Linked DNA regions of Mus musculus: regions 2, 3, 4, 5, 6 and 7 are each linked to region 1. The links are chromatin loops, found by intact Hi-C in ENCODE. Cell type or tissue: gastrocnemius. All regions are shown on one strand. Region 1 has its middle 40 kb from the start of Mir6935. Region 2 holds the start of Bahcc1 (BAH domain and coiled-coil containing 1). Region 3 has its middle 4.2 kb from the start of Gm39486. Region 4 overlaps Slc38a10 (solute carrier family 38, member 10). Region 5 holds the start of 2810410L24Rik (RIKEN cDNA 2810410L24 gene). Region 6 overlaps Aatk (apoptosis-associated tyrosine kinase). Region 7 overlaps 2810410L24Rik (RIKEN cDNA 2810410L24 gene).

Evidence for each region. Hi-C counts contacts between places; a loop is a spot of excess contacts. Peaks named below come from ENCODE experiments on the same cell type or tissue, not always from the same donor. Only the 100,000 strongest peaks of a DNase experiment are listed, where the experiment ranks them.
Region 2: a loop joins it to region 1, with 5 times the contacts of the local background. A loop is called at or near these places in 18 of 42 quality-filtered maps.
Region 3: a loop joins it to region 1, with 2.1 times the contacts of the local background. A loop is called at or near these places in 14 of 42 quality-filtered maps.
Region 4: a loop joins it to region 1, with 4 times the contacts of the local background. A loop is called at or near these places in 21 of 42 quality-filtered maps.
Region 5: it touches region 1 in a loop (7-fold over the local background); 15 of 42 quality-filtered maps call a loop at or near these places.
Region 6: it touches region 1 in a loop (2.1-fold over the local background); 4 of 42 quality-filtered maps call a loop at or near these places.
Region 7: a loop joins it to region 1, with 2.8 times the contacts of the local background. A loop is called at or near these places in 16 of 42 quality-filtered maps.

Annotation. Positions count from the first base shown.
Region 1 is chr11:120,305,425-120,309,424 of GRCm38, reverse strand. No RefSeq gene overlaps it. Among named protein-coding and RNA genes, the nearest start is that of Mir6935, 40 kb to the left of the region's middle. In gastrocnemius, CTCF peaks have their summits at 1,170 (motif pointing right) and 1,665 (motif pointing right); DNase peaks (open chromatin) are centred at 1,158 and 1,655; H3K4me3 peaks cover 1,380 bases; H3K27ac peaks cover 1,733 bases.
Region 2 is chr11:120,231,726-120,235,725 of GRCm38, reverse strand. It overlaps Bahcc1 (BAH domain and coiled-coil containing 1), which reads right to left and starts at 2,779. Exons shown (of 28, transcript NM_001347621.2): 1 at 2,619-2,779. Gm11772 (a long non-coding RNA gene) reads left to right here. Exons shown (of 2, transcript XR_001780401.2): 2 at 1-542. In gastrocnemius, no CTCF peak of the experiment used is centred here; DNase peaks (open chromatin) are centred at 1,883, 2,066, 2,935, 3,323 and 2 more places; H3K4me3 peaks cover 4,000 bases; H3K27ac peaks cover 4,000 bases.
Region 3 is chr11:120,167,617-120,171,616 of GRCm38, reverse strand. No RefSeq gene overlaps it. Among named protein-coding and RNA genes, the nearest start is that of Gm39486, 4.2 kb to the right of the region's middle. In gastrocnemius, a CTCF peak has its summit at 2,158 (motif pointing right); a DNase peak (open chromatin) is centred at 2,143; H3K4me3 peaks cover 876 bases; H3K27ac peaks cover 855 bases.
Region 4 is chr11:120,108,427-120,112,426 of GRCm38, reverse strand. It overlaps Slc38a10 (solute carrier family 38, member 10), which reads left to right. Exons shown (of 17, transcript NM_024249.5): 12 at 1,422-1,589; 13 at 1,891-2,361; 14 at 2,891-2,995; 15 at 3,937-3,960. Among named protein-coding and RNA genes, the nearest start is that of Ndufaf8, 11 kb to the right of the region's middle. In gastrocnemius, CTCF peaks have their summits at 1,219 (motif pointing left) and 1,734 (motif pointing left); DNase peaks (open chromatin) are centred at 41 and 1,193; H3K27ac peaks cover 315 bases.
Region 5 is chr11:120,189,714-120,193,713 of GRCm38, reverse strand. It overlaps 2810410L24Rik (RIKEN cDNA 2810410L24 gene), which reads left to right and starts at 3,858. Exons shown (of 3, transcript NR_030682.1): 1 at 3,858-4,000. In gastrocnemius, a CTCF peak has its summit at 1,794 (motif pointing left); DNase peaks (open chromatin) are centred at 3,058 and 3,666; H3K4me3 peaks cover 994 bases; H3K27ac peaks cover 1,568 bases.
Region 6 is chr11:120,028,239-120,032,238 of GRCm38, reverse strand. The region is part of intron 1 of Aatk (apoptosis-associated tyrosine kinase); the gene reads left to right. Among named protein-coding and RNA genes, the nearest start is that of Mir338, 15 kb to the right of the region's middle. In gastrocnemius, a CTCF peak has its summit at 1,856 (motif pointing left); DNase peaks (open chromatin) are centred at 1,443, 1,791 and 2,335.
Region 7 is chr11:120,182,905-120,186,904 of GRCm38, reverse strand. It overlaps 2810410L24Rik (RIKEN cDNA 2810410L24 gene), which reads left to right. Exons shown (of 3, transcript NR_030682.1): 3 at 1-255. It also overlaps Gm9734. Among named protein-coding and RNA genes, the nearest start is that of 2810410L24Rik, 5.0 kb to the left of the region's middle. In gastrocnemius, no CTCF peak of the experiment used is centred here; DNase peaks (open chromatin) are centred at 1,335, 1,759, 2,384, 3,350 and 1 more place; H3K4me3 peaks cover 2,884 bases; H3K27ac peaks cover 3,786 bases.

The DNA.
Region 1 (4,000 bases):
ATTTATGTGCACACTTTGCTTGCATGCATAGTCATGGAAACCAGAAGAAGCTGTGGGATTCCCCCAAACTCGGGTTACAGATGGTTGTAAACCAGCACATGGGTGCTGGGAACCAAACCTGACCCTCTGTAAGAGCAGTGGGTAAATCTTAACCATGGAGCTATCCTGTCACTATAGCCCTGTGACAATGTAAAGCTGGAGAGTGTACTTATGTGGCTTCTGCCATGGCTGGTGCTGGTGGCTGCACAGCGCTGTAAACACAGTTAAGGCTACATTGTAATATATGTGGGTCCCAGCAACCTGTGGATTTTATGTTATGTGTAGCTCGTGTTTCAATAAAGCTGTTACAAACTTCACTGCTTATCCTGGAAGCAGTGGGTTCTAGCCGTGCTCTCCAACCAGGCGTGGCAGGATTTGCTTCCAGGAAGCAGTGGTTGTGGATGAGCCAGAGTGTGCTTCCCTCCCAGAGCAAAGGCACCGATACCCACTGGGCATGCGCTCCACAGCTGGCGGACAACTGCCTTGGGAATTACCTATTTGAGGGCTTTGGGGAAGTCAGAGGTTGGTGAAGGCTTTACTTTTCTTAGGACACAGCCTTAGGCAATGATGATAAATCATCATTAGGAGTGCTCCCAGGCTCCCTGAGAAGTGCTCCCGGGCTATCTCCAGTTTCTATCCATGTGTTCCTGACATCTCCTAATATGACAATTCTGGCTTCTTACTGGGCTGGTTCCATTCCGGTTAGGTGATCTCTGGCCACACCCCTTCAGGACCCTGGTGGAGTCAAATAGGAAAGTCAGTGTGTGTGAGGTATATGCATATGTAGCGCTCTCTCTCTCTCTTTCTGTGGGTGTGTGTGTGCTCGCACACACGGGGGCTAAAGCACATGCCAGGCGTCTTCCGGACCTTGTCCTTGTTCTGACTCTGCCTGGAGATAGAACCTCTCATGGAATCAGAAGCTTGTTGGTAGCGTTAGGCTGGGAGAACTGTGGGCTTGGAGGATTCACCTGTCTTCTGCTCCCAGTGCTGGGGCTATATAGGCAAGGACAGTCAAGCACAGCTTTCCAAATGGGTGCTGGGGATTCAGACTTCTATTTGCAGGTTACTGCACTTGGCCACGGAGCCATCTGCTTAGCCGTTTGGTTGCTGCATATCCCGGTGCGTGTGCCTGGAGAAGCCAGAAGGGGGCATCAGATTCCTTGGAGCTAGAGTTACATACAGTTGTGAGCTGCCTGACATGGGTGCTCAGAAACAAACTCAGGTTCGTTCTCTCAAAGAGCAGCAAGCTCTCTTAGCTGGCGAGCCATCCCTCCAACCCCTTTCGTTTATTTTTATGTAGCCTAGGCTGCTCTCAAACTCAAGATCCTCCTGCCTCAACCATCTGAGTCAGGATCGCAAGTGTGTACCAATACACCCAGCCTAATAGGCATCTTACTATTCCCCCTCTGCTAAATCGTTCCTTTTTCTTTTTTCTTTTCTTTTCTTTTCTTTTCTTTTCTTTTTTTTTTTTTTTTTTTTTTTTTTTTTTTTTTTGTAGTTCCCAAGTTGCCCACGGTCCAAATCAGGAGCATTTGGATCCTGGAGTCTCCCCTCCCCCGTTGCTGCCTTCTTGTCTCCCGCCAGTTGCCATATTGAATGTGACCGCTGGAGGGCGCTCCCGCACCGCTCCTACTGGCCAACTGGTTCCTATGGGAGGGCCCCTGCTGTGTGAATGCCAGATTGATTTCCAGATTCGAAAGACAGAGCGAGAAGAGAGGCTGCAGAAGTGAGTTTAGACTAAAGTTCCCCAATCCACTTGGTGGCAACTTCTTGAACCAGGCTGTAGGTCAATTCACTAGGTCAGAGAGGCAAAAATACGAAAAGAGCTTTGTGTAGTTAAGCACTGTTCACCTGTCCAGGTGCCCTCTGCCTAAGCTGTGGGCTGCATGGGTGCCCAGCGCCTTTGTCAATGAGGCCATGTCCAACGCAGATGAAATAATACTGCCAGATGCTTACTGGCAGAATACGTGCAGACCAACCAGTGTTGTCTGTCACCAAGCCTCCAACATTGAACATAAAGGCAGAGCTGGCTTTCCCAGTGATGGTGACCCCCATTGTTACCCTCTCCTCTGCCCGTCCAGACGCTATGCATTTTCCTCCCTTTGATGTGTCCTTCCTGTCGCTTGGTCCAGTGGCCGGGAGTCAGCCCACACATATGGCTCATGACTGGGCTGGACACCTACAGAGGCCTGTTCCCAGAGGCAGGCTAGCCTCATCTCCAGTTATTTCCTGTACTCTTGACCAACTCCCGATCTCAAGTTGGCCAATGCTCTCTCAAAGCCTTCTGGCCTGGGGCTCCTGCTTACTTCAGATCCTGCTGAGTACTCGCCCCTCCTGGGCTTAGGGAACCCAGTATCGGTTGCCTGACTTCAGATTAACATTGAAAACACCCTAGAGTGCTGCTACAGAGGACAGGCAGTTTGGTAGGTCCTAAGAGTGTCTGGGTGGCCAGCTGTGACTGCAGGTGACCGTAGCTAGCTCTCCTGACTCATAAAATGCACCCTTTTCCCACCAGGCATTTGAGGCTGTCTGAGAGCAGCCTGGACAGGAGGAATATGGTAGCAGCTTAGTCAGGCTCCCAGGCAAGGTCTGCTCCTAGTGGGCGACCCACACTCAGGATTCCTGATACTTCTACAATGGGCTTCCCACCACCCCGGTACACCTGGGAAGTCTCAGCTCCCGATGAAGACTTCCTGTTTCTTGCGGGGGGGGGGGGTGGCTGGAGCGACCTGGGAACTGTAGAGCTCCAAATGCCGGAAGCTAAGATGCCCAGGTGCCTGAGGGCACAGGAGCAGCACCATTCCCACACCAAACAGTCCAGCAACGTTCACTCTCTGACCAGCAGAGAGGTTCTCTGGGCTCAAAACAGCAGGAGAGGAATGTGCTTAAAACTTCATGGGGTGGGGATTGTCCTCCCCACCTGCCCCGCCAGACATTCACCATTCCCAGCCACCCAGGGGAAGAAGAGCCCACAGATGTAGCCTCAAATACCCCGTCCTTAGGACAGACACCTGCTAGAGGCCTGGGGCTGAGAGACCTTCCAGAACCCACTAGTGTCAGGCTGTTGGGAGGTGCAGTTCACTGTATCACTTGCTAGGAAGGCACTCTAAATTCTGATAGGGTCTTGTAGACGCCCGGTTCTAGGAGGGGACGTTGGAAATGCACTTCCACACCCCATACTCTCTCTCCTTCACCAACCTAGGCTTGAGCAAGAGCTTCACTAAGTCCACTCATGTTATGGGGATACTGAGGGTTCCCTGACTGACCCCGCACCCCACAGGCTGTGTGGACACTGGGTGCCTGTGTCCACAACCCGCAGCACTGTGGCCTCTCCGCAGCCACAGCTTTGCTGTGTAAAGGGCTGAAGCAGTTTCTAGATGGAGGGTGTTGGGACCAGAGGTCAGACCTGCCTGACTCCCTGACTCCCCCAGTTCAGCCTAGAAAGCTCTCTCTCTGGAGTTTTGCTGGCTCTGGGCTTCTGAGGCACCATTTTCCACTCCAGACAGAGTCCACTACTACCACTGACTGACTGAAGGTTTAGGAAGAGTTAGCACAGATGGGCAGTCAGGGCAGAAGTTCTGTCCCATTCCCACGGAGCCCGTGTGAGTCTTGGATAGGAACGGAGCTCATTCTGCAAACAGGATCAGGTTGGTAAAGATTCTCTCTCGCTAAGCAGTTTCCCACGTGGCCTCACTCTTAAGAAAGATCCAGAGCCCCTCTTCTATCACTGAATGTTAGGTTTTTAGAAACATTCCAAGCTTGCTGCCAGGTTGGTTCTGTTCTTCGCCACAATTCCTAGGAGACAAGGAGAAAACGAGGGTAAGAAACCCGGGAACGGAGAATGAAAGAGCTCGTCCAAGGTCAGACCCTAAGAGGGCTGCGTTGCAGGCGGCTGCTCCTAGTTCGCGTGTGCGAACAAGCGGGGGGTTCCGGGAGGCGCGCAGGGCCGGAGTGGGCGCGC
Region 2 (4,000 bases), 74 kb after region 1:
TCGGACAGGGCCGGCTTAAAATGACCCTCCTCTTCTTTTTCTTCTACCCCTCCCATCGCGGAAGTCTGCTCCCGGGCGAAATCGGAGACAATTTCAACTCTGAGAGGAGCAACCCAGCAAGCGAAATAAACTGTACACCACCATGCACGTGCGACCAAAATCTCTCGGCCCTCCTCCATTTCGAATACTTCTCTCCTTATTTCCGAAATACGCATTGTTTTAATACTTCATCTCAGTTCCAATAGAATGGAGATATTCTTAACTGTGAACTTTGCAGACAATCAAAACCTTTTTTAAAGCCATTCCACCGTGACAACAAAGCGATTAAGATGTTTTCTATTTCGTAAATACCATTTAAAATTGCTATATTTTATGCTCTGGGTTCTACACTGTCTTATTTGCACACTATTTTGTGTCTGATTTAATCTATAACCGAAAACATAATGTATTAAGTGAATACATATTTGCTCAGCTGATAAGCTTTTTTTAATATTTATTCGGAGAATTTTGCATTGTAAATAAACGGGACTACACAAAGACTTCTTTGTGCTCGAACTGCATACAAAGGGGTTTGGGGCTCTCTTCCCTCTGGGGAGCTTCACTCTCCCCGGGTCCAACAAATAACTCGCTTCTCCACCGCGCGGGCCTATTCGGCGATAGCCACGGCGCGGAAGGCTCAAACAAGGCCGAGGCGTTGTTGGCGCCGGGGTCAGAGGATGGGCTGCCCGGGGATGGAGAGGGACTTGCGCGCCCCAACCCAGGCCGGCGCCTCTCGAGCCCCGGAGGGCGCCGAGCAGGACAAAGGGAAAGGAGGAAGGGGAGGGAGGTCAGGAACCTGCCGCTTCAAAGGCGCCGAGGGCCGGAGTGGGGTCGGAGGCTGCGCGCGCGGTACAAGGCTTCGCGACGGCCTCCGGGGAGTCGTGTGCGCTGGGCTTTTGTTCTGGGCCCCCCACCCCCAGTAAGACATTTCAAAGTGGGAGCGAAAGTGGGGGCTGCCGGCGATTCTCGGGACGCGGGCTCTGGGCTCAAGCAGTGGCTTTACTCTCCACCCCCTGCGGGCCGATCGCCGGCTCGTTCGTGCCTTTCTCTCAAGCCTGCTAGACTTTCTACGCAAACAAGGGGTGGGTTGTGTCTCCGGTACCCGCCGTTGCGCTTCTGAACGGACTAGAGGGGACTTTTCTTTGTGTTCTGTCCTGCCCGAGAGCTGCCGCGCCGCCCCGGTCTGCTCGCGCCCAGGGCCTGGGAAAGCCGGCTCCATACGGAGCGAGTAAGGGCAGAAACTGAGGCCACAGACCGAGAGCCGCGGCCGGAAGCTGAGATGCAGCAGATCGCCGAGTCCCGAGGCTCCGAGGCCTCCCCAAGCCAAACCCCGGTACAAGACACCGCAATGGACCCCGGGCAGGATTGGACCAGAGGAAACAGTGGCAGCGGGCAGAGAGCCGCGCGCGGCCGGAGAGCCGACGACGAGAGCACAGCTAAAGAACCCGAACCCCAGAAATCCTCCCCCGGGTGGCTGGGCGTGACCCCCAGAATTGTGCACCCTCCTGAGGCTTGGGCAGCACTCGTACCCCCAGCTCCTCAAGGTTTGCTTTGTTTTCAAATTTCGCATCGAAACGCCGGGTCTGAGACGCCTTTGTCCTCCGGTGGAGGCCAAGCTCTGGAGTCCGTGGGCTCCCTCCTGCCGAGTTTCCCGCGCGGGTGGGCGCAATGGGGCCTGCAAGGCCAGGCCGCAGCCAGGAGCGCGCCGGGAGCGAATGGCTCCAGCGTCGCTTCACAACCCGCTCCCTGCGAAACCCGCCCCCCCCCCATCAGCCCAGCTAGGAACGGGGACTGGGTGGTGCAAGACCCCCGCTCTGGGAAATGGACCGGTCCCCGGACCACGCCACGCGGGTCTTGGCCTGAGCCCGCGTGCTGCCCAGAACGCGCAGCATGAAGACGCCCCACTGTTCAGCCCCCCTCCTCCATCCCAACTCCCCCAGAGAGGGAAAAAAAGGGAAATGTTCTGAAAAGAATTAAGTCTGTGGGGAGCGGAACCTGAAAACCTGCCAGTACCCCTCTAATCTCCTGTCCCTTCACTGAGGCCCGGAAAGCCGTGGCCACGGAGAGCCGACCGTTCCCTGCGCCACGGAACGACCGGGCGGAGCCCATTCAAGATTGCTGGGGGAGGGGAGTAAGATGGGGGAGCAAATAATTGGGGTTCGCTCCTGGTTCCTCCAGAACTGGGCTCTCACTGACTGTCCATTCGGGGCTACCCGCGAGGCTCTTGCTGAACGAAGCTTGGCGGTCTCTGTCCTGTCTCGATAATTTATTTTTAATGCAGGGTGTCGATCGAGACAACAAGCGCTCAGAGCAAAGCAAGGACGCATTACGGGGGGAATTTTAAACCGATCGATAAAATTTTTCAGAAGAAAAAATATCGTACTCATATATATAGTCCATCTTTTAAAAAAAAGCCTTTCAACATCATAACGGATTTTAAAAGGGAAGCTCTATTATTTAACATCACAATCCTGAATTTCTTTTGCTTAAAAATGTAAACCCCCAAAAACCAAAATAATATAATAAAATAATAAAAATAGCAAAAAAAATTAAAAATGAAAGCAATTTGAGTTACTTACTGGAGGCTGTTTCCTGGATACAATTGAATGCAATACAATTAAATCAGTAAATGTGACTTTGGTTTGTATTCCTATTGGTATTTTCAATGTGCTGACTGTTGCACTGTGAATGCACGGCTTCCACAACAACGACTCTAGCGAGCCCATCCAGAGCGGCTCTCAAACCTGCAGCCCGGCGCGGCGAGCCACGGGCCCTGCATACTAATAAGCTCGTGCCACTCAGCCCGGAGCAGCCCGAGCGCTGATTGGCTGCTCGGCCCTCCACGGCCCTGAGCTCGTGCCACTCATTCGGCGTAAACAGGCCTCCCAATAGGCTGGCGCCGGGCCAGGGAGCTGCCAATCAGGGAGCAGCAGGGCTACTACCAAGCCTGATGGCGCCTAATTCAAGCCCAGCGACTGCGCAGCTCCTTTGCGCAGATCATTGCTGCTGAATGGGAATGTGGTGGCGCAGGGCGGGAGAGGAGCTAGGGATAGTGAGAACGGGTGTCCGTGTCCAGGGGAGACTTGTGGTTTTGTTTTTCCATAATTTGTCAGGTGTAAGGTTTGGGGCATTTTTATTTGTTTTTATGCACAAAATAAAAAAGAAGAAATAGCCTCACGCTGTAAACCAGATGCTCTGTCCATACCAAGGGTCTGTTTGGCAGGTGGCAGAACCTGCTGCACGTAGGCCCAACTTCCAAGCGCAGATTCTGAGTTACCCTGATGTACCTCCACTCCCAGGCGCCCCCCACCCAAACTAGGAATACACTTCTGCCTGAGGCATGCCCACAGGCTCCATATATGCCCTTCTTCCCCCTGCCCGAGAGGCAGATGTACCTTTCTTCGCCAGCCATCTATCTGTCCGCTCTCAATTATTATCTCCCTCCGCCACACTTTGCAGCGTAGCAACAATCGAAATGAAAATCGAGGCTCTGTTGCCAAGATAAGGATTTACTTTTTCTATCAGCCCCTAGATTTTAAAAATATCTTCACTTGATAATTTTAGGGGTGGTTGTCATGGTGTGAAAACCATGCTTAGCATTTCTCAGGGCCTGTCCCTGCATATTCGCAAATTTCTCTCTACAATGGAAAACAGCCTCTAAACAATTCTCTTTATCATAATCAGAATCAAAGCGCTTTTAAAATATTCTGCAAGCAAATATTTCGGTTAGAATTTGGTTGCCTACCCAAATGTTATTTATTCTCAAGAAGTAGAGGTGATGTCTTAGTGGCGATGAATACATAATTTCTGCTTCTCTTTTTCTCTGTGTGTTGGGGGGGAGTATTTAAGTAGATGCCAATCGACACAGCTATATTCCTTTGGATTTTTCCAGTCTCTTTCCTGCGTGGACACAAAGGAGTTAAATCTGAGATCTGTGGTCTCCTCTCTTTCCCCGCCTCCC
Region 3 (4,000 bases), 140 kb after region 1:
ACTGGGCTGGTAGACCACAGAGCCTAGCCCCTTGTCCTGACCGTCCTTGCTCAGGCAGAAAGCAGGCCAGATGCAGAGCCAGGCAGAGTGTGCAGCCCGTTTATCCGGTAGCTTTGCGGCTGATCAGTTGCAGGTGAATGGATGGCACGTGGTTTGTGTTGTAACAATATTTTGGGACAATTAGATTGAAACCACATTGTTGGCGGCCCTGCTGGCGGCTGGCCGCCTGCACTCTCTCTGCCCTTTGTGGCTCCTGGGCTGTGGAGCCACCCCCAACTCTCTGGGGCCCAGGTCTAGCCAGGCCATGGGGCAGCAGGGGGAGGGAGGGCTCTCCTGCTGGAGGGTAGGGCCTCCTCTACCCTGCTGGCCTCTCGATGACCTCAGCTTTCAGTTGTTGCAGAAAACAGCTGCTGGAACTATGTATTGTAGAGCAAGCCTGTAATGCCAAGACCTGGAAGGCTGAGGCAGGAGGATTACAAGTTTGAGGCCAGCCTGATTACATGTGAAGTTCCAGGTCAGCCAGAGCTACATAGTGATCCCCTGGGGGTTTCTCATGACACGTTGGAAGAGGCAGCCTAGGGGCTGGAGTATCCAACTCCCAACATGGTCACACTCGGTCTCCATCTCTTCCCCCAGGAAAAGAACACAAAACTTCAGCCTGTCCATTGTCCCACCACACCACACCTTCTCCTGGAAAGTGGATCAGAGTCCTGGGGTGGAGACAGACCAGGTTTCTTGGAGGCTTCACCTGCTCATCCTTTTCACCCCCAGCACTGGGCAGAGGAGCTAGAGACTGCAGGGAGTCTCCTTTTCTGCCCAGTCTCTTTGCTACGCTTTTCCATTTGAGGAGGGAGGACCTTGGAGTCAGAACCAACAAATGCTGAAGATAGGGGCCTGAGTGGGGACCTGGCCTGCCCCAGGCAGCAGGATCAACAGTGACGCCTGGACAGGGATCCTGCAGCTGAGGCTCGAAATCCAGGGACCACAAAGTCCACTTGGGTCTGTGGACCCATGGAGGGAACGTGAAGTTCCCTTTGGACCAAGGGATGGAGAGGGACCATGGGGGTGGCTGTGAGGTATCTAAGTGGTCAGGTCATACTGTAGGAAGCACCCCAGCCAGGAGCATCCGGGACAGACCCTGGGTGAAGTATAGGGAACTTGGCTCCCATTACCCACGACTCTGCTTGTCATGGGAGAGCACAGGCATCCACAGCACCCAGGCAGTTGTATGACTTGGCACTGGCGTCCATGGTTTCCAAAAAGGCTCATGTATCTCCTCTAGTTCTGGTGAACTTCCTCGGGTCCTGCGGGTTTTCCTGCGGCTGTACTCACTGTCCCTAAAGTCTTGGCTTCCTGTCCTCAAGGGTCTGCAGCTATCTGTGCCCTGCCAGTCCAGAATGCCTTACTGTGTGGCACAGGCTAGAGGGTTCCCATCCCTCTCAGCAAGGAGTCCAGGTTGGCAGGCACGTGGACTGCCTCCCCTGAAGAGTTGCCAAAGAGCCCTTCCACTCAGACCTTGAAGGAGGTGACACAATTGGAATCTAAACCATCCTACACTCCCCCCAATCCCCTATGTCTCTAGGGGACACCATGAATAACAGTAACCCCTGCCTGCATCCCCATCCTCTCCAGAAAGTAGACACCTGCCTCCAGGGATGGAGCTGTCCGTTCTCCATCCCACAATCTGCCTACAAGTGTCCCGGGTGCCCCACACGCTCTCTCCAGGAAAACAAGGAAGCAGAGGTGTAACCCAGCTCAGCTGCAAAGCACTCTCCTCAGAAGAGGTCGATCAACCTGACACTCAGGACTGACACTCAGGACTGACAACCAGCTTTCTTAGAATGACTGTGGCTCTCCTCACACTCTAACATAGTCAGAGCATGCGTGGAGGCTTCTGGGTCAGAAGTAACTCCACTTCTGTGATTATACAGGGATGGAGCCACGCTGTACGGGTGGGAAGGAGAAAGGCTTTTTCTTGTTTGTATGAAGAGCTTGATCCAAACAAGGTGCCCAGACAGCTTTTCCGACTGACTGCTTCCTGATCTGGCTGTCAATCACAGTATCCTAGCCCACCGGCCCAGTGTGACCAATCAGAACCGACTATGCTTGATTCCTGAGCCAATTAGCCTTCCTGTCAGAGACTGGGATGGCCAGCAGAGGGCACCATTGGCGGGTGGGTCCAAGTTTGGGGGGCTGCCGAGATAAGGTCACTTAGCTCGGAGCCCTTGACTCTCCATTACCTGAGTTCATTGCCTGCCTCCTTTTCTGCCTAGCGGGGTGTTAGGTTTCGGGGGGTCGTGCCTAAGGACGCACCCTCCTCCTCCTCCTCCCGGCATAGGTGAGGCCCGCTGCCCACAGTGACTGCCTACACCGAGGATTTGGCCTGGCGCAGTGGTTCTGAGTGTGGCCCCTATGGTTTAGTGTCACCCAAATCCTGTTAGTACAGGCTCCAGTCTGATCCCCAGACAAATTTGAAACGATGTTGGGAGACAGGTGGGGGCCCTTAAAGGTGCTCCTCTAAGGAGCTGAGACTGCTAGGGCCGCACAAACCAGACAGAAGAACCGGCATGCCTAGCTGGTAAGAATTCTTTACATCAACTGGAAGAGAAACTAAGACAGAAATTATGGTGGTACAGTATTTCATGGCAGGAGCGTGTGATGCAGGAGGCCTGTTCACATGTATGGAAGTATTATAAAGTCAGAAAAAAAAAACCCCACGTGGATCCATGTACAATGCCGTGGAAGATAGCCAAGTGACTTAGGCCTGGCATTTGCAGGCTTCTGATTGCAGCTACTGGGGGGGGGGGGGGGACTGAAGCCGAAGGATCAAAACTCAAGGCCTGCCTCAGCTACAGGGAGGAGTTCAAGCTCAGTTTGGGCAATTTTGAGAGACCTTGTCTGGAAACGGAAGGTAAAGAGAGAGCAGGGGCAGAGCTCGGTGGTAACCTAGCACCCAGGATGCCCTGGGTTTGGTCATAGGACTGGAAGAAGAGAGTAAAGTCAAAATCAAACAGCAGGTTGCCAGTGGCAGGTGAGTTGGTCCCGACCCGTTTAAGGATGCCTACTATTCCTGCCTTTGCAGAGAGAATGGCTCGGTGCTGGATCACCCACCCTTCCCAGAGCTCCGGTTCCGTTTTATGTTCCATTGTGCTAACAGACACACTCACTCTGTGTGTATATAGATTTATATATATATAATTAAAAATAATAGTATTTTCTAGAAAGCGTGACCCTGATCTGCAGTCAGGGGCGGGTGGGTGGGGCCTCTGAGTGACAGCAGTAGGAGGCCGGCTGTAGGGAGGAGAGTCCAAGGCCGAAGAAGCCTTCAGCAGGAGAGGAAGGCGGGAGGAGAGAGAGGATGTGTTAAGTTCAAGGTTGGGTAGTTAGAGGCAGATTTCTGTCCTCCTTTCCTTCCTTGGGAGGTGAATCAGGGTCCAGGACCCACCTTCCGGAGCTTGGCCCCGCCTGCTGCTGCGGCCTTGGGATTGTTAAGCAAATTGCCTGGTGGGGCCCTGGGCCCGGCTAATTCCAGTGTCTTAATGAGCGGGAAGATGAGGTTTTATTCATCACTGGGGCTGTAAAAATTGCAGTAAAGTGGCCCACTTTATAAAGAAAAAATCAATCGCAAAAAGAAAACAGGAGTATGTAAATGGACGGGGTGACAAAAAGCGGGCCAATTACCCCCAAAATGAGCCGCAGTTATGGCTCCATTAACTCAATTATATTTTCTAAAGGATTTCTTACGAGGCCCCCACCCCACCCCAGCCGTGTGCCTGTAATTTTTACATCAACTTCAAGCCATTAAGTTGCATTAAACTATTTTGTGGGAGAGAGCTGTGTGTCTGGGAAGAGAGAGCTCCAGCGGCCCTGTCCAGCCCCACTGAGGAACAAGAGTCAGGTGTAGGCAGGGGCTGAGGGGAAGTGTTAGCTGCAGGCACAAACCTTCAGTCCAGAAGAAACTGAAGGGCAGAGAGTCACCTAGGTCTCTCTAGTGCCTGAA
Region 4 (4,000 bases), 200 kb after region 1:
CTGTCTTGGAGAGCCCATGTCCAGTGCTGGCCAGCAGCCATGAATTCCTGGAGCTCACTGCTGGTAGTAGGGCCTAGAAAACCTTCACAGGCTCACAGCTTCTGCCTGACAGGCTACTTCCTATCTTAGAACACAGACAGGCTTGGCAATCCTGAGAGGCCTCTCAGAAGAGCATCAGGGCAACCCCATACCTGCGTGGTCACTGAGCCAAATGCTTAGCTGCCATGCGGAGCCTGCCCCAGGGCTCCAGACAGTGAACAGCAGGCCGCCGCCTCACCTGAACATGAGTGGGACACCACTCAGAGTAGACTGGCCTTTGCTGTTGTTTTAAAAGGTTTTTCTTCTTAGCTGGGTGATGGTGGTGCACGCCTTTAATCCCAGCAGAGGCAGAGGCAGGTGGATCTTTGAGCTCCTGGACAGCCATTAAAAACAAAACAAAACAAAAACCCCAAACAAACAAACAAACCTTAACTTTTTTTCTCGTATGTGTGTGTTTGTATACCATGTGTATGCCTGCTGCCTGAAAAGCTTAGAAGATGCATCAGACCAACGAGAAGTGGAGTTAGGGATGGTCTGAACCCCGGTGTGGGTACTAGGGACCACACCAGGCCCTTTGCACAAGCAGTCAGTGCTCAGAACCACATGGCCGTCTTCACATTCTGTTTTCTAAGGTGGTTTTTCATCTGCATAGCTCTTCAGATCCTCTTATGATTGCCCAGCACTTGAACATGGTTTTTTTGTTTTTTTGAGATAGGATTTCACGTAGCCCAGGCTAGCCTGAAACTAGCCCGGGGATGACCTAGAATCTATAAGGTTCCCACATCCCCCTCCAAAGCATATGATGATGCCATACCTAGTTTATGTTATGCTGGTACTGAGCCCTGGCCAGGGCCTGTGTGTGCTACCAGCCCAGCTAGGTCCCAAGCTCTCAAAAGCAGTCTTTTCAGTGAAGCTAGTTTTCTCCAATTCTGGAGCCACAATACTCTGCTGTGGTTTCTGATGGAACATGGACCCCTATGCATTTGTGGGCATGTGGACAACTTTGCCAGCCTCTCCTTTCGTCTCACCTTGTGTGAGTTTCCCCCACCAACAGCAAGAGGTTGACAGGCCCACCCAACCATATCCTTAAAAGTCCTTCAGTTTAGGTCTCAGGGCAAGCAGTTGGTCCCTGCTGGAAGACCCTAGGGACATTGCCTGGCTGTGTGCTCACGCTGCCACCTGGTGGTTGTGGACAAGTATTACACAGCATGTCATCTGACTACAGGTATAAATTGAATTTTGATGTTTTTTTTATCATGAATGAAAAGGAAGGATTCTGTGCCATTTAGCTGATAATCATGATTAAACAGGAAGAAACCTCCATTCTGCCATTTGGCCCAGCCTGTACTGGTTTCTGGTGGCTCACTATGCTTTGCTTGCAGTCCAGGATCCCGTTGTAGTTGTTGCTGAGGATAGCCAAGAGAAGCTAAAGCCAGCAGAGGACAAAGAGGTACTGGAGCAGGCCCAGATCAAGGGTCCTGTAGATGTGCCTGGCGGGGAAGCTCCCAAGGAGAAGCAGGAAGCCGCACAGCTGGATCGCCCCGGCCAAGGTGAGTGCTAAATAAACGGCCCCAACCAGCTGCCTTGACAGAGAAAGGCTTAAGCAACCCTGTGAAGGGCTCGCATGTCTAACTTAGCCTAGACCTGTGCTCCACCTTCCCCTTGGTCAAGACAGCTGCCCTCTACTGTTCCTCTTGTGACATTACCATTCTAGTGTCCTGGCAGTCCTCAGATAGCTGTAGAGGACCTGAGGTCATGGTCATGGTCATGTCACACTTGAGAGCCAGAGGACCGTTCTAATTCCTAGGAACTTCAGCCTCATCTCCTCCACCTGTCCTTATGCCCTTCCAGGTATTGCTGTCCCTATGGGTGAGGCCCATCGCCATGAGCCTCCCATCCCTCATGATAAAGTGGTGGTGGATGAAGGCCAGGACCAAGAAGGGCCAGAGGAGAAAAAGCCACCTCCCAGGCTCCCAGATGAAGGAGACCCTGCAGGCAGGGGTCAAGGGGCACCACCTCTGCCTGAGTCAGAGAAGGAGAAGCAGGAACCTGAGAGAGGAGGGGAAGGAAAGAGACCCGGGCAAGTCCTGGCAGTAGGAGAAACTGAACATCCTCAGAAGGTTCCAGAAGCAAATGGCCAGCCACCTGTGCAGCCCAGGAAGGAAGATTCCAGGCCAGGAAATAGGGATCCGCAGCCAGCTGCCCAGGCCAGGGACTCTGTGGAGCTGAAGGCTCTGGCAGCAGATGACGGCAGGGAGCCTGCACAGAAGGCTGGAGGCGCCCTGTGGAAGCCCGTGGAGAGTGCTGCTGAGAGCGATGCTGGTGAGTGTCAGTCGCCAAGGGGAGCTCCCTTGGTGGGTGCAGCAGAAATGGGCTAGTCCTTCTCAGTCCCCAGCCCTCCCATTCCACATGATTAGCATGTGAATGTCACGGCCCCTTCAGCAGCTTGTGGAGTGAAGAAGAGCCTGGGAGCTTGACAGCTTCCATAATATCTGTCACACAGTTGTTGCCAGACCACTAAATGTCAGGTGCCAGGCTGTTCTGGGGGTGCACACGGGGGACAGTGCAGGAACGCTTGACAGGTAACACACTGTTAAGTACCCGTCTAAGAGCTGGTTAGGACGGCGCTCGCATTTTAATTGGCTCAGGTAGTCACCATTGGCTCACAGCCATCAGCTGAGATTGTTAAATATTTCTTTATTACTTCCCTGGTAATCATTAGGTTGGATATAAACTGTGCTGGAGGGGGGGGGGGCTAGCTATAGAGTCATTTTAGGAAACATCTGCCAGCCCCTCACCCCACGCCCAACTCTGACTTTCCAACAAAGCAGCTGAGTCTCCCTGTGTGCAGGTGGGAAGGCGGGCCTCCCTGTGCAAAGGCCGGAGGCTGCAGAGCAGAGGGAGAAGAAGGAGGCTGAGCAACAGGGTGGAGACCAGGCGGGGAGCAAGCTGGAAGGTGAGGCTGGCCCTTTGGGAGGAGCCCCAGAATGAGCTGGAGTGGGGTGGGTGCTCCTGGGTCCCTCCTGCCTCCACAGTTTCTGCTGCTTGGTTTTTATGCTAAGGAAACACCTCCAGTGACCCCTCCCTATTTCTCACCTCTCTAGGGTTGTTTTTAATCTCCCCTTTTGTGCCCCTAAAAGAGGTGTCAAATGGTCACATGGCTTTTAACTACTATTTTGATTTCATCTTTAAGCAGGTTAATATTTTCTCTACTCTTGCTTAAAGGCTGGGAGGGAGGCCTTGGTACACAGGTTTGAAGACTCATTTGAAGGCTGTGCCTGAGATGGACCTGTGCTCAGGTCGGGCTGGGGTGGTGTTGGTGGCCAGCAGCATGCCCCGTGTCCCCCAGCACTTGAAGTTTGCCACGGCTGATGTGCCCTGAGTTCCTCTAAAGTTTCGTGTCCGTTTTGGCTTTATGGTCTCCCTGTGATGTTTCTTGTGCAGGGGCTGCAGTGCTAGCCCGCCCAGGAGCCCTCTAGTGACCACCTGCCTAGTTGGTTTTGGTGAACCCTCAGCTGAAGTCTGACCTGGGCCTGCCTAGGGTACTCGTGCCCCGAAGTGGGTTTGAAAAGACTGAGGCTTTGCTTCTCATTCAGCCCTGAAGGCCAGGCCTGAGCAGCTGCTCAGCCACTGCTCCTGGCTGACAGTGCAGACCTGGAAGGTAGAACCCAGAGCTTTCTTCTGCTTGGTTGGAGCTCACAACTTATTTGTGGAACTTTCCCACACTTGTTATTTTTGTCTCTGGTTTTAGTCTGACTAAATTTGTTGGTTCCAGTTTCTGTAATCTGTCACCTAAACATGTTTGATTCTTTGATTGTTTTTTTCTTTCTGAAGAAGAGACTTTTCATGGTTTCCTATTGTGCCTCTCTTCCATATGCCTCTCAATGGGACGGACAGCTGAAATTAAAAAGCTAGTAGCAGGTACGGCTCAGGACTGTGATGTAAAGAAGCATGTGTGTGG
Region 5 (4,000 bases), 120 kb after region 1:
CAGTTTGTTCTTTCTGGACACCCCAAAGCAAGTAGAACAACTTCCAGGCTGGCACTCCACACCGCCAAGGAGTCTCCGAGGTGATGGCTTCCCTGCCATCATCCATGGGACACTTGGGAGTGGCTGTCTGCACTCAGTGTGGGAAGAGGACATCAGATAGGCTTGTGTGTGCTTGAAACAGATTCGCATTGTATCTGCCACATTGTGTTGGGTTTGTACCCCAGCCAGAGTCTCCATGAGAAGGAAAAACTTGAATGGAAAGGTAGAAACTTAGTAGTCTTTCTTCTGGCCTCCAGATATCTGTGAGTACCCACATCCTCAAACAAATTAAAAAAAAAAAATGCTATTCTGTCTCCAGGGACAGGATTGTGCCTGAAGCTTGGCTTCACTCAAGTACAGTCTCTCCAACTGGCTGGGGACACGTTGAGTTAGCTGTTGCCCTTCCAGCCCTGTAATCTGGTTAGTACTCTGAGGCTGTTATAGGCCTAAGCCCTGTGTGTGTGTGTGTGTGTGTGTGTGTGTCCCCACATGCACTTGTGCACACACAAGTTCCATGGCATCTATGTGGAAGTCAAAGGACAGTTTGTGAGAATCAGTTCTCTCCTTCTCTATGTGGATCCCAGGGACAAACTCAGGTCATTAAGCTTGCCACTAGGTACTTTTACCTGTGGAGCCAGCCATCTTGCCCAACCAGATCTATGTCCTTTTCCTGGACCAAGTTTTCTTCATCATTGTTCTCAAAACAATAATGACCACTTTTCCTACATATTTGGGGGATTTAAACAGTAGCCCTTTCAACCTGAGACTCCACAGTTCTAAGCAACCTTCGTTATACCTGGCCTCGATTTCTGCAGGTGGCAGGTGACAGGCTTCTCCGTTTCTCCTAGTTTGCTGCAGGGTAGCCAGGGAAAATGTCACTATTTCTACCTCCTTAGTTTCCCTGTCATCCACAACCCAGGGTTCCTTCTACCCAGGGCTCCTTCTGTCCACTTCTGTATTAGTCAGGACAGCCATTCCAGTCAGCTGTCACAACCATGCTGCTTAGAGAGCCTCAGAACATGGCTTACAGTGTCCCGAGGGACTGAGGTTTGCTCTGGGATGCTCTCTCCTCCTGAGACCAGATCCACCCCATTTATTCTCCCAATAGACTATCTCCTCATCCTGGCTCCTTGGCACCCAATATAATAAGGCTGACCTCGCTAGCACATTTCAAACTTTATCCACTTCACATCTGGTAACAATCCCATGTGCCAGAGGGAGCCATATTGCCAAACCCAAAGTCAGGAGGACGGGCAGGGCTCCTTACACTTGTAGTAAAGAAGTAGACATGAGCCGTTAATCCCTGCGCTCAGGAGGCAGAGGCAGGCGGATTTCTGAGCTCGAGGCCAGCCTGGTTTACAGAGTGAGTTCTAGGTCAGCCAGGGGTACACAGAGAAACCCTGTCTCGGAAAACAAAACAAAACAAAAACAAAAAAGAAGTAGATATGAAATCAAGAACTAGGCTCAGATACTTAAGATAAATTTAAACTAAATTAACTAAGTTTAATTGCCTGAACACACATTCTCTGGGAATAGACAGCACAAGCCAAGCCCAAGATTTCTTGTGAAAAGAATGGCCAGGGTCCTTCAACTTCTGCAGAGGTCAGAAGAGGACACCAGATTCTCCTGGGACTGGAGTTACAGACAGTTGTGAATCACAATGTAGCTACTGAGTCTTTATGAGCACTGACTGCTCTGCCAGAGGTCCTGAGTTCAATTCCCAGCAATGGGGTCTGATGCCCTCTTCTGGTGTGTCTGAAGAGAGCAATGGTGTACTCCTATACAATGTAACTACTGAGACTCAAACCCAGGTCCTCTGCAAGTGCTAGACAAGTGCTCTTAATCACCGAGCCAATTCTGCAGCCAGGGCCAGTGGTTCTAACTTGTGCTGCTCTGTACTGTTCAGTGCTCCCATCAGTGTTCCCATCCAGTAGTCCAGTCTCTATGCACTGGGCCTCCTGTGCTGCTGAGAACCTCAGTGGAGGCTCTAAGGCCAAGAGAACTCCTTCACATATGACTCTCCAGGGCATCTGCTTAGTTTCAGTCCACTGAGCACAGCCCAGGAAGAGATTGTCTCCACAGACTCCCACCCATCACCCTGACAGAGATCCCAGAATTCCACAGTTTCCTCTGAGAGGCTCTCCTTGGAGCCCTCCTGCCGGCCAGCAGTTTCCCTCCCATGCTCCCTCTTGCAGGAGCAGTGCCCTGACTTGTCTCCCAGGCACTCTTCTTGTTCTCTAGTTGTAATGGATTTTAAAACTTTTCTATCATTTCTAGGGCTTGAGGGTGGGAAGAGAGGCTATTAGGAATTATCTTGACCACTATCTTGATTCAATCCCTCTTGGTCTAAAAAAAAAAAATCAGTTTGTGTCCACCCTGGGGTGCTTAATCCCTGGGAGCTGAACTTCAAGGTCGATTTGATCACCACGTCTGTGGTTTGCAACCATAGCCGGACAAGTCCTAGATCCTGAGTGCTGCAACTTGCCCTTCAGTTAGCTACAGGCCCTCTCAGGATCCCTGGACTTCTGAAAAGAGGAATTTCAAAACAGAGCCATAAAGGTGGCTGAGTACTGCCTTCAGCAACAGGGAATTAGATGTTAGCTTCTGTGACAACCTCCTGGGAGATGCTGGGATTGATAGCGCTCAGGTGGAGCCCTGCAAATCCAGGGTTGTAATGTACCTCATTTACCTCCGGGGCTCATTTTACCATCGGCGGCACCAGATTACAGCCCCTACATCAGGTGGTTGTTTTCCTTTTCTTCTTGGTTTGCGGATTTCACTTGGAGCCAAGATGCAGAAAGGGAGAAAAGGTTGGGAAACACCTCCAGGTCTGAGACCAGGACAAGGCGGTGAACTCAAGAGGAGACACCTGCCTGCTCCTGTAGGTATGGCTTGGCTCTTGTTTGTCTCCTGCACTTGCTGCCCTGGCGTGGCTTGGGGCACACTTGAGATGTATCTTTCCCTGTCTGTCTGGGGCAAGCCAGCAACAGCTCTCTGGCCGTGGTCCACTTTAGCCTGAATATTTTTCAGCACTCGATATTTCTCCGCTCAGAAAGCAAATGAGTCGCTGCCCACTAAGGTGGTCCTGGGGCAGTGGCCCCCAATCCTGTAGTCCTTCCTGAGAGGGCCTATGCACCTCTGCCCCTGAACTCAGAGACGCCTTGAAAGCTGAACATCACATTATTACCACTCGATCTCAGAGAACCTTCCTGACTTCTGGGGATGTTGCACACCCTGAATTTCAAAGTTCAAGGCACTGCGTGTCCCGGGTGCAAGGGGCCATTCTAAAATCAAATCCCCTGGGGCTTCCTCTCCCTAGAGTCCAGATATGATTCCCTTACACTTCCTTCCGGATTTGGGGGCATCTTTCCAGATAGTGGAAAGGAATCCAAAATTTGTAATTCCACGGCGGAGCCAGCTCGAAGCTGCAGACACTCTCGGCCTCAGAGCCCAGATCCTGAAAAGCTTACCAGTTTACCGTATCTTCTCGGGGAAATAGACCCTCCTCTTCGGCCACACCTCCTGGATCATCTATTGGCCAACCTGAGCACCGCCCACGCGATGCCATTGGTTTGCACCGGCTGCCCAGACAAAGGGAGCGGCCGCTGCGGGAGGCGATGGGGCGGGGCTAGGCGGAGGCGCTGGGGCAGGCGGGGACGCTGCCCTCATGGAGGCGGGGCGGGGGCCTCCACGTGGGTGGGGCTGGGCGCCCTCCCCACCCCCACGAGGGCCGCGGCCGTGGGGCGCTGGTAGCTCTCCCGCCCCTCCGCCCTGCACCCCTCCCGCCCTAGGGCTCTTTCCTGGACTGCGGCTGCAGCCTTCTCTTCCCGGAGGGCTCAGAGTTCGTCCCCTTTTCGCGATTGGGAACGTGGACACGCCGGAGCCTGGATGCAGAAGGGCGCGCGGGAACAGGGAGCTGGTGCGCGAGCCGCAGCCCAGCGTCCAGGCCGCCCCACTCTCT
Region 6 (4,000 bases), 280 kb after region 1:
GCTTGTGCCAGGAGCTCAGTATAAACAGGCAAAGTTCACAGACGGTGGATGGGTAGCCAGGTCCCCAACTCTAAGCAGCTGGCCCGTGCATATCTGCTAATCCTTCACGCAGTACTGAGGAGACAGAGGTCACAGAGCCCTGGAGGAAGTCACTCCGTGCACAGCCCCTTGTTTTCTGGGGGGCTCCTGGTTTAGGCTCTAAGTCAAGCCCCTTCCCTCACTGCTTGGGGCTTCACTGAAGAGAGGAGGGTGAGGGTGAGGCTCCCTCAGCAGAGTTGCTCCAGGGCCCAGGGGGACCAACAGAAGCCTTGGCCTCAGGTAAGGCAATAGGGCTTTCAGTGTGGGAGACTGAGGTACAGGTCAGGCCCAGGTGATGTTGAAGGATGACATGTTGAAGGGTGACATGTTTTCATTGCTCAGAGGAAGGCGGGGGTGGGGGGAGGGCAGCTCTGGTAATAAGAGGTCCTCCCCTCAGGACAGGAAGGCCGAGCTTAAGTCCCTATGGTGGGAAGTAGCTGACCCTATGTATTTTGGGCCCCAGCAACCAACCTTGGTCCCACCTACCTACCCTTTCCAGCTTGGCAGTTTCCTGGCTGGTGGACTCCGGGTAGAATCACACTTGATGGAGTTGACTTATCCCATCCTGTAGAAGGCAGGTGGGTATCCATCTGCCCTCTGACCAGGGACCTCTCTGTCACCTATGAAAAGATGTGGAGAGGGCTGGCGAGATGGCTCAGTGGGTAAGAGCACCCGACTGCTCTTCCAAAGGTCCGGAGTTCAAATCCCAGCAACCACATGGTGGCTCACAACCATCCGTAATGAGACCTGACTCCCTCTTCTGGAGTGTCTGAAGACAGCTATAGTGTACTTACATATAATAAATAAATAAATCTTAAAAAAAAAAAAAAAAAGAAAAGAAAAGATGTGGAGAATCCAGCAGCCAAACAGCCTTTAGGTTTTTTTGTTTTGTTTTGTTTAAAAAGAATTATTTATTTGATGTATATGAGTACACTGTAGCTGTCTTCAGACACACCAGAAGAGGGCATCAGAAAATACAGATGGCTGTGAGCCACAATGTGGTTGCTGGGAATTGAACTCAGGACCTCTGGAAGAGCAGACAGTGCTCTCAATTGCTGAGCCATCTCTCCAGCCCCCAAACAGCCTTCTGTATACTTTTCTTGAGGGGACCGTGGAACAGATGGAAAGAGACAACCACAGTGGCCAGGGGCCCTGAGGCACAGGAGGCTTCTTGAAGGGGACAAAGTTTCCTATAGTTAAAGTGTATCCTAAACACCGTCCCCTGGAGCCATGAATGGTGTCACTGGGCTGACGGAGCAACTAGCACCAGCCAGCAAACCCTGGCCTCGTGCAGGTCTGGGAGCACTGCCTCTCCCCAGGGCCTCAGAGGAGCCTATCAGAGAAGGAACTGCGTTCTGGGAGCCAGCTGCCACTCTGTGGGGTCTCTGGCTTTCCTTCTTGTTTGAAGGCAGTGTCTGGGAGCCAGGTCCAGGAAGTTTTGTGACAGGGCCATAGAATGGGGGATCCTGGAGACATCAGGTCTGACAGAAAGGTTACATAGAGCAGGTGACCACACAGGTGGTCTGAAGCCTGGCACGACTGGGACCCAGAACAGAGTCACCTCCCAGCAGCCTAGGCTGGTTGTGAGGATGCTGGGGGAACGACTACACCTCGACCTTTGCCCTCCAGCAGGCCACCTCCCTGGTGTGCCCATGTATTAGCTGCTGGGGTTGCGCCCAGCCTGAGGTGGCCTTCTGGTTCCTCCACACCCTTGCCAAGGAGTTGGGAGTCTCTGGACCCCACTCAGCAATTACTGTAAAATGCCCAGGGATCGCCATCTGGTGGCAGAAGTGGGTCATCTGCGGTGACCTAAATTGGGTATGTGCTATGAAGAGACCTGGGTGGCCTGTTGGCCCCCTGATTTTCTGGACTCTAGGCTAGTCAAAACGTGGAGATGTGGGTTTGGACAGGGACTCACAGGTTGGAACAGGACCATGTTGGGTAGAGCTGTACAGCCAGGACCAGATCAAAGCCACGTTCACTTTTGGGGGTTTCTGACTGCACTGCAGGTGCCTGCCCGTCCTTTTCCCCCAGCCTCCGTCCTTAATTCCTCTTGTGCCTCAGCTGGCCCCGTGTTTCCAGACAGTGGCCGAGTGCAGAATGAGCCTGAGGGCTTGAGGGGTGTGTCCGGCCCAGCTAATAAGCATGTGACCTGAGAGGCACACTTCTGTCCAGAACCTTCCAGGCAGCAACAGAGTGTCTGCCTAGCATTCAAACAGAAGGGAAGGGGGTGGGAGAGGCCCGAACCATGCTCACATCAGCACTGGCTGCCGGCCAGCCTGACCCGTCACACTGTGAGTGTTGCTGGGAGCTCTAGTCCAATCAGGGCCTGGTATACCTGCCCTGCTGCCAAGGTTGGTCTGCCTGTTTATGGGTACCTTCTCCTCCCCATGTGGCCTGTCCTGTGTCACCTGGGAGGCAAAGAGGATCTGAGGAATGTGCTCACCTCTGAGGCTTCCCTCCCCTGAGAAGGGCCACATGTTTATTTTCAATGGCTTCCCTGACAACTGGGGTCAAAAGGTTAAGGTCAATCCCATTGGTTGACAGCAAAGGGTCAAAGGGCCACCACCCATGGAGCTATGGGAAGATCTACCAATATCTGCAAAGTCTCCTTGGCCAGGCTAAGCAGGTGACACAGCTGCAGGCCAGAGGGAGAAGCAAGTGGGCAGCCTTGGGGTCACTCTGACAACCGCAAGTACACTCCCACCAAACCTGGGCCTCCTGAGACACAAAGGCAGTCACTACCCAAACACGGTTCAATTTCTGGAAAATCTCAGCATCTGGGGGTTGGGGGTAACATGAGTAGCTAAGAGATCCTGGGCAGGTGGCACACATCTTTGATCCCAACACTCGGGAGGCAGAGGCAGAGAGGCAGGCGATCTCTGAGTTCGAGGCCAGCCTGGTCTACAGAGTGGGTTCCAGGACAGCAAAAGCTACATAGAGAAACGTTGTCTTTGGGAAAACAAAGCCAACCAATCAACAGCAATAAGAATAGAGAGGAGAGGGGGCTGGAGAGATGGCTCAACAGTTAAGAGCGCTAACTGCTCTTCTAGAGGTCCTGAGTTCAATTCCCAGCAACCACATGGTGGCTCACAGCCCTCTGTAATGGGATCTGATGCCATCTTCTGGTGTGTTTGAAGACAGCGACAGTGTACATAAAATAAATAAATCTTTAAAAAAAAAAAAAGAATAGAGAGGAGAGGGCTGGCTGACACCGCACAGTGGAGGGGATCGCCCAGCTCCCATCAGACAGGCCTCAGCAGTACAGGAGTGGCACCAACATGGCTGCTCCCGGGAGCTGAGTGATGTGGAGTTTGGAGCTTGTAGTGGATCTGGGTGCTTGCAGACAAGACTGATGACAGAAATCTTAACGAAAGTGTTTTTGGACACCCACCCCATGGTAAGGTCCCACTCCTATGCAAATGTGGCTTTGTGTAATGATTCCTGACCACATCCCCCAGCCAAGTCCTGCGAGGGAGTGTGGGAGATGGACGGCCAGGGTGGGGGCGCCTGTGAACTGGGCCTCTCAGGGCAACAACTAGCATAGGACTGGGTAGGAGGCACTAATGACCTCAGCGGAGCCAAGGCCTCAGTGTGGTTAATGTTTAAAGCGCTTCCTAAGACACAGGGAGAACCGCGAAGGCATGCACACACTTTCTGTTTTATTCAGTGTGACGGTTTAGAATGGGCGGTCAGCTTGATGGTGGGCAGGGCCGTCCTGTCAGCATGCCCTAGCTGGGCGTGGTTTTCTGTCTGTGCTCCTGAGCCCGGGTGGAATTGCAGGCCGCCCACTACAGAGACTTAGATTTGTAAGGCCTGCTTATACAGTGATGCTTCCAACCCAAACCGAGGCCCTGTCGCTCTCAGTGTCCAGAGACAGGATGGTGCCTGGTACTCAGTGTTGTGACTTGTGTGAACCACA
Region 7 (4,000 bases), 120 kb after region 1:
CGCACGCTGCTGTTGTGGGTCCGAGCCACGGGTGTGTGCGGTCCACGTGCGATCCACCCGGGATTGCACCCGAGAGCCCTCCGCCGGAACAGTTGAGCACTTGCGGAGTCGTGGTGCTTTTAGAGTTTTTAAAAACTTGAATTAATTGGGGGAGTAGAGTGCTTTCCGACGCGAATGGAGGTGTCTTAAAAATTATATCCCATTGTTGAACCAGTTGTTTCCGATCTTAGGTATTAAAGAAATGTTGCCACATTTAATTTTGGTTGCCGTGAGATAGAGAGGGGAGCCCAACATTTTGCAGTAATTTGATAAGCCTTCAAGTAGCAGATCCGAAAGGGAGGCTGGCGGCCCAGGTATAGTTTCTTTATAACCTGAATTTACAATGAAAGCATTCTCCTTTATGGATATAATAGATTAGATTTCACAACTTAATTCTCTGCAATGGCTCCGTTTAAGGGAGCTCCGGCTGATTTTATTACGCCAAGCCAAATTGGATGCTTGTGGTCTTAACGAAAAGTGATTGTGACATAAAATATATAATTTTAAAGTAAAAAACCAACGGGTTCGACCCTGCCCCCTCCCCCCTCCCCCTTTCTCCTAACCCCTGCTCCTTATTCCCCAGTTTGGGAAATAGGGGAATCATGGGTGTTGGTTGGTTTCTGCCTGGAAGTTTAGGCGACCCGGGCCCGGGCGGTGGATTGGCGGCCTGGAGGGCCAGGCCAGACCCTCCCATCTGGTAGTCAAGAATATGAACACTCCCAACACAGTCCAGGGAATCTCCGGGTACTCTTCTGCCCATGCTGGTGACTTCAAAGCCTCCCCAGGCTGGCGTGGAGCGCCAAGGAAGCATGCTTTGAGCCGCAGCGCGCGCGCTGTCTCTCTCCAGTCTGCGTGGAGTGAAGCGTCTGTCCTCTCCTCCCAAGGCCACCACCAAGGCTCTGTAGGCGGCGGTGCCCAGGGCTGGCCCCGGACGGCTCCAAGTGCCGCACCCGAGCTGTATTCAGCAAGTGTGGTCGGTGGGGACTGGGCGGCGGACGGCGCGAGCAGCTCTCCAAGCCCAGCCATCCCGCCCCTGAGCGCCGGGAGCCCAGCCCTACAAGCCGCAGCCGACAAGGACAAGGGTCTTTGGGCTCCAGCCGACCTGGCCTGCCAGCGCCTGCGGCCCACTCTGCCGTCACTTCTCATTAAGGTCGGGCTATGTTCTCCTGACAGCGCCCCTCATTTCAGAGTGCTTTGTTGGAGACTGATTTAGCCCCCCAGAAGCTCGGGGCAGCCAGCAGCCCGAGTGAGGTCCGCTGATGGCCCCAGGCGACTGCGGGCCGCCCCAGACTCCCCGCTGAGACCTCTAGAGCTAGGTCTGGTTTGCTGGACTCTCTGGATGCAGAGGCAGCCTGGGTGCCTCCGGGTTCCCACAGGCCTCGACCCCCGCGCTCCAAGGACGCGTGCGTGCTGGTGCGTGGCCCACAGGCGGCGGGGGCACACCTTAAATTAAATCTTTGCAGCGCCTGACCTTGTTTTTTCCTGGGGCGATAACGGCAGCAGCTGTTTTTTCCAGAATTCCTGCTGCTGGGGGAGGAGCGTTATTATTATTATTTGGGGTTGTCACTGCCTCCTGGAAACCTTCCACGGTTTCGGAAAGTGCAACAATAGCCCAGCAGATTTCTAGAGGAAGCCCCCTCCCCTGCTTACTCCAGGGACCACAATATCCTCTTACTGAAGCTGGAGCCACCCCTACCCGGATCTGTCTGCTTCTTGGCCTTCGGACCCCAGTCAGGGTCCTAAGTCCACTTTGCTCCACTCTGCCTGCTGGCCTCTGGCCACTCTTCGGGCAAAGCTCTCAATGGAGAAAATGGGTTAAAGTTAGGTGTGCCTCCAGCATTCGCGGGAGCATCCTAACTATGCCTGCTCCACGTGGTCCCGGCTCCAGCCCTGCTTTCAGATATATCTTTCCAGCCTAAGGGAGGTGCCTAGAACTGGGAAGAGCTGGGCCTGTTTGTTTCAGGAGTCAGGGTTAGCCCTGAAGCAGTTAAAGATTAAGAGACCTGGGGGGAGGGGAAGAGGGCCTTCCAGGGACTCTGGCTCAGTTTTTGTCCTTCTTAGGGCCCCTCCCTGAGAAGCCTGGCCTCTGCCTACAGTTCACCAATGTCACTGACCCTACCCTCATTTGGAGCGTTGAGCGGTGGATCCAAGAGGACAGTTGCTGGCTCCTTGTCTGTTAAGGGAGACTGGCAGCCCAGGTTACTAGCCACAGTCAGAATTCCCAGCCTCTGGCTCAGTGTAGCCCTGGAAACTCCAGCATGTCCATAGTGTGGAGAGAGGCCTTGGTCCTCCTCGATACTTCCCGAGTGAGACAAGGAACCCGGGAGAGTGGCAGGGATCGTGGAAGTCTGACCAGCTGGCTGACTGACTGGCCTTCTGGGTAGGGAGTGTGTGCAATCCTCACGGCCAAGCCCAGGCCTCCTCCTCTGCCTTCTTTCCTGCACAGTCCAGTGTGGTCAGGATGGGGAAGCTATCTTCCCCTAGCAGCAGAGTCCTCTTTGTGTCCCATGTCCCCAGAATTCCTTTGACCTGACCCTCCGTCTGTATGCCTGCGGAATTGCCAACAGCGGGCATCTTGTCATGCCCGTGAACTTATTTACAATTCCGTTTTGCCAGGTTTGTAGTGGACAGGGGAGTCAGTTTTGCTAGAGACGCTGTAGAAGGCTTGGTCGGGCATTATACTTCACAAGCCGCCCTTGTGTGGTAACAAAAAGATAAAATGCCCTTTGCAATTTAAAGCCACAGCTTGGGTGTAGGGAGTCTTTGCAGCTCGGTGGTAGCGACCAGCGGTCAAGAGACCAGAGTAGCAGGATGGACCGTGGATGCTGGGGCGTCCCTTCCCTGAGGCAGCTCGAGAGGGGATTGCTATAGACTGCCTTTTTAAAAAAAAAAAATCAAAGCAAGGCCTTTCAGGGGCCTTGTTCTCCAGCTTGCCCTGCAAGCCTGGGGTAGCATTCCTGAGCCAGGCATCCGGAAGACAGCTGGGGAAGACAGCGCCTAACAGATATTCAGGCTTTGGGTAAGGTGGCTCGCCTTTCTCCACTCTACCGGCTGCTGGGCAGGTCCCTCAGTTCAGAAGTAGCTGGACAGCTCTCTTTCTCTTCCCCCCACTCCCCCAACACACACACACATAGTAAGAGACCTGTCGGGTCTGACCAGGTAATAGCAACAGCACCCTGCCCTGAGATTCCCTTCTTGGCTAAATTGGCTATTTGATTCTTCTAGTCTCCCAGAGATGGCGGTGTCTCCGTCGGGGGCTTTTGCCCTGCCAGGATGCCACATGCATTTCTGGGACTTAGGAACCCATATGGCCTCTTCAGGTGTCTGCTTGGTCTCCTCACTCTCAGCACACACTCTGTTTGGGCTTCTCCCTGGATTTGTTAGGAAGGAAGCAAAACCCTCTGACCCCACCCCAACCACACACAGACCCAGATGAGCCCTAATGGCAGCAACATTTAAACTTCAGTCACAAAGCCAAAGCAAACTGGCCCCTCCCACCCCCTCAGCAGGTGGGAGCCACCCAGGAGAGCCTAGCCCAGCATTAGATATGCTAGGTATGCACAAAAGAACTGGAGAATGGAGCCGGGGACTTCCCTAGCTGGAAGAGAGGGGACCCCTGGTTTCTAATTGGAGAGAGAGAGAGAGAGAGAGAGAGGGAGAGAGAGAGAGAGAGAGAGAGAGAGAGAGAGAGAGAGAGAGAGAGAGAGAGAGAGAATATAAAGGGTGAGACCTGGGGACTATTGGGTGGGACACCCTTCCAGGCCTGAAGCATCCTGCCATGGAGGTTATAACATAGCATCTCAGCTGCTGCTTGTTCCAGTATTATAGACCCAGCACTAGACCTATCTGTAGAACCATCCCAGCCAGGGTGCCCATCCCTCTGTCTCCCTACCTGGCCCTCCCCCTCCACATCTGCAGAATATCACAGAGCCCTGAAGGAGCAGGACCGAGGCAGCCTGAC